Linked DNA regions of Mus musculus: region 1 is linked to region 2. Evidence: chromatin loops called from intact Hi-C (ENCODE). Cell type or tissue: left cerebral cortex. All regions are shown on one strand.

The links. Peaks named below come from ENCODE experiments on the same cell type or tissue, not always from the same donor. Only the 100,000 strongest peaks of a DNase experiment are listed, where the experiment ranks them.
Region 1: a loop joins it to region 2, with 2.5 times the contacts of the local background. A loop is called at or near these places in 1 of 42 quality-filtered maps.

Annotation. Positions count from the first base shown.
Region 1 is chr5:65,432,129-65,437,128 of GRCm38, forward strand. Ugdh (UDP-glucose dehydrogenase) reads right to left here and starts at 3,714. Exons shown (of 12, transcript NM_009466.2): 1 at 3,496-3,714. In left cerebral cortex, a CTCF peak has its summit at 2,539; DNase peaks (open chromatin) are centred at 2,549, 3,353, 3,832, 4,298 and 1 more place; H3K4me3 peaks cover 2,539 bases; H3K27ac peaks cover 1,522 bases.
Region 2 is chr5:65,694,714-65,699,713 of GRCm38, forward strand. Pds5a (PDS5 cohesin associated factor A) reads right to left here and starts at 3,523. Exons shown (of 33, transcript NM_001081321.3): 1 at 3,037-3,523; 2 at 2,050-2,224. The coding sequence starts at 2,184. In left cerebral cortex, CTCF peaks have their summits at 2,230, 3,270, 3,601 and 3,800; DNase peaks (open chromatin) are centred at 2,264, 3,007, 3,332, 3,514 and 1 more place; H3K4me3 peaks cover 2,632 bases; H3K27ac peaks cover 1,449 bases.

The DNA of each region.
Region 1 (5,000 bases), 260 kb before region 2:
TTTTACTTAAAGGACTTGAGCATTTCCAGAATTGGGCATTTGTGGTAGTCCCGGATGGACTGTCCCAGAGATACCAAGGGCCTACACTGTAAAATCTCAACCGTGCTATCTGTTCCACTTGCAGCATGTCCACTCAGTATATCTGTAAGCCGCATCATCATAATTTAACACCTAAACCCTAATTAACTCTAGGCCTACACGTTCATCTTCAAGGTTCACAGGACCGAACCAGAACTATCACATATAAGACATCTGACCAGGCTGGAGAGATGGCTCAGTGGTTATTATCTCTTGCTCTTCTCCCGGATGACCTAGGTTTAACCCCCTACACCACATAGTGGTTCACAGCCATTCATAACTCCAGTTTCAGGGGATCTGATGCCTTCTGACCACAGTTACCAGGCATGTACATGGTATAGACATATATGCAGCCAAAATATCCAAACACATAAAATAAAGACACATCCTTTAAAAGAAAAATAGACACTTGTCTCGCACCCTAATTAAACTAATAAGTAGAATTTCTAAGTAATGTTGGTCCAGAGGATCTTTCAGGGTTATAACTTAATTCCATAGCCAAGAAGTTACAGCTATTAAAACAGCCAATAGCCTCAAGCTCAGACTGGACATGGTCTGTTAACATTCACAGGATACGCATAGATCAAATGCCTATGGAAGGGAACGCCTGGGCTTAAGGAGGTCATAGTTTAATAATATATCCCAAGCTAATGGATCTTTTTTTAAATTAGATTTATTTAATATGAATTAATGTACACCGCCTGAGTGCCTGGGTTAGATGGTTGTAAGCCACCAATGTGAGTGCTTGGAATTGAACCCAGGTCTTATGCAAGAGGAACAAAGTCTCTTTAATAGCTGAGGCATGTCTCCAGCGCTAAGGCTGTGCTCCGTATCAGCTGCTGTTCACTGCCATACCTTTAACACCTAGGATGGCTATCTGTCACTGAGTATTGAGTTAATAACTGTTCCCTGGGCCTCTGGGATTGCAGACTTCATGTTTCATAGCAGTAGTTAAGATGGCCAATCATAGTTAACAGGAAACAATTAGACCGCTACCTCCCTTAGCCACCTTAAGAATAGGCTCAGATTTTCCCCCAAGTAACCTCTAATATGGTTTGTTTTTATAATGCATGGGGATTAAATCCAAGGTCTCAGGTAGACATTCTACCCCTGTGTCCCACCCCCTAGTCCTTAAGTTACTTCTTATCTGCCTTTATTTCAAGACCGGAATTCAGAATTCTCTCTAAGTAGTTGCTACTGACTACTGCAGCTGCATCTGTACTGGAGAACTAGATACATCTGGGTTTTTCCCCCCTCAGTTTTGTGTTTTCTTTCTCCTTCCTCCTCTTCCTTCTTCTCTTCTCTACACACACCCAATTTCTGTCTCTCACTAAGGTTTCAGTCTGCAGCCAAGGCTGGTCAGGAACTCATGGTGATCCTTCTGCCTCAGCCTCCTGGGAACTGATTATAGGCATGAGCCACACACTCAGCTACTTGAGTTGGGTCTTCATTTTGGGTTGGTACCCTGGGCCTTGCTAGTTTTCTTATAAAGTACAGTGTATACAAGGCAATTACTTAAGGAGACAGATACACAGTGCATAGCAAATAAAGTTACTTGGAAGTTTCAAAAAAAAAAAAAAATCCTCAGGAAGCTTTAACATGAGCCAGGCAGTGGTGGCGCACACCTTTAATCCCAGCAAGTGGGAGGTAGAGGCAGGAGGATTTCTGAGTTCCAGGCCAGCCTGGTCTATGGAGTGAGTTCCAGGACATCCAGGGATACAAAGAGAAACCCTGTCTCGAAGAAAAAAAAAAAAAAAAAAACCAAACTTTAACATGAAGCTTGATACAATGTTATCAATACAGTTTCTATGATACATGTTTTCTAATTCTGTTTTTTGTTTGTTTGTTTTCTTCCTAATTTTCGCGTTTTGTTTTGTGATATGCAGGCCAAGGCAAGGGTGGAGGTCAGAGGACCACTTTTGGGGGTCCAGACTTTCTTTTCACTGTGGGTGCTGGGGATTGACTGAAGGCTTGTGTGGCAAGTGTTTTTACCAGTAAGCTCATCTCACCATATTCTACTTCTCCTTCTGTATACCCTCTGGCCCTCACTGTGTTGACTGAAAAGTGGGCTTGTTTGCCTATTGAATAGGTCATTCTGAAATGAGTCTTCACCTCAAATATTCCGGGAACCACGACATACCACACCATCCTGAAAATACTGTTCATGTAAAGTGTCATAAATTCAGATAAGCATTTCAACCTACAGGATGTCACTACCAGCCGACAAATGTCCTATACTGCACTCTGAATAGAATAGCATCCATCTGCCACCCCTTCACAGCTACTGAAGAACTAAGCAGCAGACATGATAAGACAGCTGGATACACCAACCTCAGTCATTTCCTGGAAGCACACTTACAAAGATGCCTGATTCAAAAAAAAAAGATTGTGAAAGACTTAATTTTATGTCTAACGAGAATGATCCACAGCTGTGGAAATTTGAGAAATGATAGAGCATGCCTAGTGGCTAGAGATTTTATGGCAGAGAAAGCAATACAGAGATGAAAGAAGGGGGCAGGGGACGGGATGTATTTTCCAAACCAGGGTTGTGTAGCATTCAGCTCAGACTAGCTCAGTACTCAAAAAGCACAGCTCACAAGCAGAAACACTCAGCTCTTTCAAGTCCAGAACCCCTCAGAAGAAACAGACCAGACTACTGTTCTCCATTTCTTAGGGGATTTGAAAAAAAAAAAAAAAAAAAAAAACCAGACTGGCCTTTGAGGTGAGTGGATGAACAGTTAGTCCTCTGTGTGCCCCACGTATGCACTCTCTCCCAGCCAGCCCCTCCTCTCTTTCTCAACCAACCCTATTCAATTACGCGTAGTACGTGAAGATTTTTAAGATCTCACAAAAACATGGTCTCTGAAGCCCCCAAGAAAGGCCTTCCCTGACATTAAGTATAACGTCCGAGCGTATGTGTCCAGAGGCCAATAATGAACTGCGTGAGCCACACACACCCCCAGGATAGTATAGGATAAATGCCTTAGGGATGCATCTTTAAGGGGCTTTGCTTTCTACATTTAGGGGCTACCAGAGGAGAGCAGCAGCCTCCCAGGTGAGCAGACTCTAATCCCCAACAAAGCTTAGGACTGTGAAGCGTCCATTAGGCCCCACGGAGAGGACCCTTTCCTTCGGGGGCGGGGGGGGGGAGGGCGTTTGGCTTTCTGAAGCGGCGGGAAAATCTCGTTGGTTTCAAATCGGAAAATGGAAAGAACTGGCTTGAAGACGCGCGAGTTGCGAAATTAAAAGCTCGGCTCGGCTGACCTCCTGCAAGCGCACGACGTGATTCTCGCCGGGCCCGAAAAAGGGGACCAGGATGGTGCAGTAGAGAGCCCCGCCGCGAACGGGGAGCGGACCCGGGACCGCGCGCGCACCTGGGCCGCGAGGAGGGGGCATCCCGAAAGGATCGGTGCTTACCCACTTCCAAAGCAGGGACACAGCGGCCGTGCAGATCCCGTTCTCTCGGACAGCGCCTTCCTCCCAAGCCGCAGGCTCTACCCACCGCTCCGCCCGCCGCTCCCCGAGTCCCCGGCCCGCGGCCGTATTTAAATACTTCTGCCGGGGAAGGCGGAGGCTTCATTCCCCTGCAGCCAAGCCTCCCGGGACTCTGGACCCGGCCACCGCCCCGCGCTGCCCCGCCTCCCTCCGCTCCAGGCCCCCCGGGCAGGCCTCTATTTCCTTCTGGACCCAGAGCGGCAGAGGGGGCGGGATCCGAACTGTATGACCACGCCCCTTGAGGAGCAGGGCGAATCAGCTCCAGCTAAGTCACGGGCTCCGCCCTCGCCCGCAGCGAGCGGCGCTGGGCGTGGCTGCGTGCGCCGCTGGTCCCGCTAGGCTGACTAGCTGCAGGGAGGGGCGTCGTGGTCCCTGTTGGTCATCCTTGTCTGTGCTCCTTCCCCGCTCTGGGTCCCTGGAATCTGGCATGAGGAAGGTTCGCGCGTGCCAAGTGAACCACCCGTGATCATAGGGCCTGGGAGGGGAGAGCGAGCCCACAGAAAAAGGTCTTCCGGCTTTCTGACTCTTCCCCTTATCCTGGAGCCCGAGCTCCGTTCTCGGCCCCTGGACTCTGATGGAGGGCCTCCCCTGCTCTCCTAAGCTCTTCAAGCCCCTGAGTCCGCCGCGCCCTTCAGACAGTTGCCCAGAGTTTAGTCACGTCCCATCCGGATGGCGCCGGGTCTGGGAAGGAGATACCTCAGGTCAAAACGATGCTGAGTTCCATAATGACTGAACCAGTGTCTCCGGGTTGGTCCTTGGCCAGAGAACCCGGGCGCCCACGCCTGGAGGGCGTATTTTCCAGGAAAACTTTCCAGCCAAATTCTAAAAGGGAGGTTGTCTGTATGATGCATAGCAAGGCGTATGCAACGTAGATATGTGTGGGTGTTAATTTGCGTGTGTGTGTGTGTGTGTGTGTGTGTGTGTGTGTGTGTGTGTGTGTGTGTGTGTTACTAGAGATTGAACTCTAAGCACTCTACCACCGAACTGTCCCCAGTCCTTACAAATGCATAGAAAGTAAAACTGTCCCCTGGAGAAAGGGCTAAGATGTTTACTCCCCAGGACCCATATCAGAGGACTCAACACTGCCTAAAACTCCTGCTCCAGGAGACCACGCTCTATCTACCAGCACGAACATACACAGACATCTGTATGCATAAACTTTTTTTAAAAGGCAAAATTATTTAGCCTGCCCACGGGAGTTTTTTGAGACATGGTCTCTGTGTAGAGGTGGCAGATCTGGAACTCAGTATATAGTTCAGACTGGCCTTTTACTTGCAATGATCCCCTTACTTGACCCCTCTGCCCTCCCTCCCCCAGGGATCATGATTACCGCCACGCCCACTTTTAATGTGAAGGTTTGTTCTGTTTCTTTTGCTGCTAGAGATCAACTTAAGCCTAAAAATCAAAAAGGAGAAAAGGCCAGGCAC
Region 2 (5,000 bases):
GTGATTGTTGGTCCTTTACAGAGGTTGTTTGCAGCTTGTTAGTAGTCATGCACAAAGAAACAAGAAGAAATCAGATTCAGGCCTCTCTCCAGCCCCTCCCCTTCTTTATCTAGTGATGGGGTGGAACTGGAGGACAGAGGATGGGAAAAGCCCCACCAAGTAGCAAAGACCAGCTACAGTGCCTCGCTCGGTACCTACACATGAACATGCATGTCCACGCAGTAACCTCACACGTAAAACAAAGGCACATTGAGTGGAGCTTGACGGCACGTTCCCAACACTTCAAAGGCAAAGAGAAGTTGTGGCCAGCCTTGTCTACAGAGCAAGTTTTAGGCCAGAACCTATCTTGAAAACAACTAAAAGATTTATCTGCTTTAGACTAAGGTATAGCTCAGAGATAGAGCAGAGCCTGAGTTTAATATGTGCTCCCTGCACAAGTCCCTACCTCTAGCCCTGGAAAAAGAAATGGAAAGAAAATGGAAAAGGTGCCTTTTAATTAAAGAAACCAGGTCTTTCAAAAAGGCAACAAATGGAAACTTAAACACAGGAACACTTTAAACACACAACATTTACTGGGCACTGTGCTCAATCCTAAAATCAGGCCCTAGAAATCCATTTTATAAAGTTGCATAAGGCAGAAACATTGTCCTCGATGTTCCCTGCCTAGCCTTCCACCATGTCTGACTTTGAAGTGCACCTTTTAACACAATGGGTCTCAACCTTCCTATTGCTTCCTCATGTTGTGGTGACCTCAAACAAAATAATTGCATTGCTACTTCATAACTGTAATTTTGCTACTGTTATGAATTACAGTGTTAATACCTAATAGACAGGATATCAGATAGTTGGGGGGGGGTCTCGACTCACAGGTTGAGAACCACTGTTGTTGGCAGGGTGTGGTTATGCCACTAGTGTTTTGGGAAGTGGAGGCAGGAAAATGGTTAAGTTCAAGGGCAGGCAGCTGGGTTACTAGTCCTCTTTTTTTTTTTTTTTTTAAAGATTTATTTTACTTATATGAGCACACTGTAGCTGTCTTCAGACACACCAGAAAGGGCCATCAGATCCCATTACAGATGGTTGTGAGCCACCATGTGGTTGCTGGGAATTGAACTCAGGACCTCTGGAAGAGCAGTCAGTGCTCTTAACTGCTGAGCCATCTCTCCAGCCCACTAGTCCTCTCTTAAACAAGTCATCAAACCCATTCTTTGCCTCTCCCACTGTCCACACTGTACTTCAATAGTTTAAGATCTTTCACTAGACAACTGTTAGCCTCCTCACAGAACGTCACAGCCTACTCCCCACAAGCCAACTGTGACAACCAAAATGACTCTGAAATTGCCTACAACACCCCCTGGTGCATCAAAGTTGTCCAAAGTGACAATCACTGCTCGAAACTGATTCCATAACAAACACTGCCCTATGCAGTAGCAGAAAAGTTAAGTCCCAAAATGACAGCGCAAGATTGTTACACCAAGAAAACCGGTGCGCACACACAAACACAAACTCACAGACATATCAACAATCCCGTCCTTCAACTCTCTTGGGCATGTGTACTAAAATCATCATTTCTCCTTAAGCTCGAATTCTGAAAAATCTGTACACTGTATTAAGTTTAGCCCACTGTATAGATAGTTAAGCTCCCATTAGAAAATTACGAGAATCTAAGGGGGACAATATGGTTGTTTGTGCTCAAGTCAGTCTTTTCTTGGAGTAGATAATAATAGGAACTTTCGTGGGTAAAATCACTGTCTACACCTCAGGGTATCGAGCCCCTTAAACAACATCCACTAAATAAAATAACCACAAGGGAAACAACTAACCATGCATGCGTTCTTATGGACAGAAAATGATCACACTCTTTAAATTCCCCGTCCTTTCAGAACTTATCCAAAGATACCGCCAAGTTAGAACAGGACTTTTCCGGGGCGGTTAAGATATCTTCAAAAACTTAGTACTAAAAACTCCAAAGGCCAGGTTGAGAGTAGTCCAATGAAACCACACGAGTCACAAAAGCCATCCAGAGCGCAGATCGCCGACCCAGACCCTTACCTTCAGACGTTTGATCATTTCATCGGTGGTGATCTTGTCGGTGATCTCTTTTACTCCCGGAGGGTAAGCGATCTTCCCGTCCGCACTCACGACGCCACAGAGGGCAGTGGCAGGCTTCGGCTGCGTGAAGTCCATCCTGGGGAATAACTTTTCTCTCACAGTCCTCTACCGGCCTCTATCGGTCAGAAAATCAAAGTTCAGCGGGAAAAGGGGCGACTTTGTAACCTCTTTTTCATTTCAAAAATCTCTAATCTAGAAAGGGCCCTTTCTTCCCCCCGAGGCCGGGGACCCCGCCACTCGCTCCTTCCCTGGGTTTCGGACCCGGCTAGGCGTCCGCCACCCCCACCCGAGCCAGCCCCGGTGCCACGGGGTTCTCGGCTGCAGCAGCCCCGGCCGCGAGAGGCGCCGAGCAGCTCCCGGAGTTTCCTAGCCCTCTTTTCACAATGAAATGTATCCCCGAGCACCTAGGACGGAAGTTTGGTGGCCTCGGGGGGACATTGAGGACCCAACGGCCCCACTTGGCTCAGGAGAAGCGGCTGGGTCCCCGCCTGGCCGGTCACCTCCGGGAAAGGAGACTCGAGGCCTAGAGGGTTCAGCTTAGGCCGCAAAACTAGGTACCCAAGAGGACCCACGCGCGGCGCCGGCGCCCGGGAGCAGAACGCCATAGCCGTGCCGAGCCCCGGGCTCCCGGCGTCCCCGCCGCGCGGCCGCCCCTCCCCGGCCAGCCCGCCACCCCCGCCAGCCGCCCGAGCCCCTCGCCAGGAAGCGAAGGACCCGGCTCCGCACTTCACATTTTTGTTCCTTAACTTCAGCAACCGAGCCCGGCGGCATCTCAAGCCCCTCGGTCGCCCGGCGCTCCTCGGCACCGCCAAGGCCTGAGCCGCCGCTCCGGGCAACCCCGCCGGGCCTCCGCGCGCGCCCTCCCCTGCGGTCTCCCCTTCCGTCCCTCCCTCGCCGCCGAGGGCGCGAGCCCGGCCGCCGCTTTACCTCCTCCTCATGCGGGCGGACGGTGCAGCGAGCGCCGGGCCTCTGTCAGGTGGTTGCGCCGCCGCCGCCGCCCCTCGTCGGGCTGCACACAAAGCGGCTCCGTCCGTCCCGCCGCCGCCGCCGCCGCCGCCCGCCCGCCCCGGAGCGGCGCTGGGGCTGGCGGTGCCGAGGAGCAGCCGCCGCGGGGGGAGAAGCGGGCCGAGCGTGCGCCGGCCGGGGCGACACTGCCGCTCTCCGTCGGGCTGAGGAAGCGCAGCCTCGGCCGCGGCTCCTCCGAGAGCCCGCGCGCGGGTGCACGCCCGCGCGTCCCCCGCGCCCGCCCGGCCGCTCGCTCGCTCGCCGGCCGGCCGCCCGCACCTCGCGCCCACCCGCACCAGACGCCCTCTCGCCGCGGCGCGCTCCCGGCCCGCCCGTGCCCCGCGGAGCCTGAGCGTCGCCGCGCACAGCCGGAGCCCGTCACGCGAGCGGCGCGAGAGCCCGCGAGAGCACCGCGCGCCTCGCTCCCGCCCCTTCTTCCGCCGGCCGAGCCCCCGCCTCCCTCGAGCCCGACGCGGCCGCGCGCGTGGTGGACAGCGCCGCCACCCGTTTGGCGCCAAGACCTGCCCGCGCGGGCGCCTCCGGGGGGCCGGCAGCCGAGCCGGCGCGCGGAGGAGGAGCCCCGGTGGCGGGAAGCGGACCCCGGGAGGCGCGGCTTTGCGACACTCCCGGCCACCGCTGTCGCGGAGTCCGGGGCTCTTGAAGGCTTGGCTGGCGGGGATGTGACCGGACCGGTGGAGAAATGGTTAATTATCTGGAGAAACGGCTGCTTTCCCCTCCAAACAGAGCTCTGGAAGCCGAGGCAAAGTTTTACAACTCGGGCTGCTCATTCTCGCGTCTTCCGGAGAGTCGCCCTAGGTCGCAGCCTACGACCTTAGTTAGACTCCTACCATTAAGGTTTTCAAAGCTGCAAAATAGGAAGTTGGCATGCGATCTCAAGCTATGGTGCCGGGGCTTCTGGCCTCCCAGTCATTTTGGGTACAGGCTGAAAACACAGACTAGGGTTCCTGATAGTGAAGCCCAGAAGAAGAAAGAGGGAGGGTGTTTTTAGAGATTTACAAATTACCTATGTGAATCTGAGACCTCTTTTTTTTTTTTAAGTTGTGAATACACCAAAGCTCTACTTTTTCTCTCCTCCAAAGGAAAGGCTTGCCAAAGAAAACTTAGTGCAGCGGTGCTTGAGCAATTTAAGGTAAATATTGAAGCGAATGAACCTGAACAATACACACATAATTTCAGGAAACCACCTTTTAAAACAATAAGCAAGCCGGGCAGTGGTGGCACACGCCTTTAATCCCAGCACTTGGGAGGCAAAGGCAGGCGGATTTCTGAGTTCGAAGCCAGCCTGGTCTACAGAGTGAGTTCCCGGACAGCCAGGGACAGCCAGGGCTACACAGAGAACCGTCTCAAAAAAACAAAAACAATAAGCAGAAGGGGGTGATGGTGGTGCACGCCCTTAATCCTAGCATTTGGGAGATAGAGGCAAGCGGATCTCTTGAGTTCAAGGCACCCTGGTCAATCGAGCTAGCTCCAGGACGTCAGACAGCCAGGGCAACAAAGAACCCCTGTCTCAAAAAAAGTAAAAAATATTAATAATAATAATGAAAAGAGGAAGAAGCTAGGCCGTTATGGTTCACGCCTTTCAACGGGAGGCAGAGGCAGGCAAATCTTTGATTTCGAGGCTAGCCTGGTCTACAGAGTAAGTTCCAGGATGGCCAGGGAAACCCTATCTCAAAAAAACAGAAAGAAGAAGCTGGCAGCAATTGAATTTATACATTGTTCTTTAAAATGCCCACCTTTTAACTGGCCTATGGTTGCAGCTAAATCAAAAGATTTAGGCAAGAGGATTTTTTTGAACTCAAGATTTCCAGTAATATGAATATGCTAGTAATACGTGGCAGGGAGGAGCCAGGTCTCCTCTGATATGC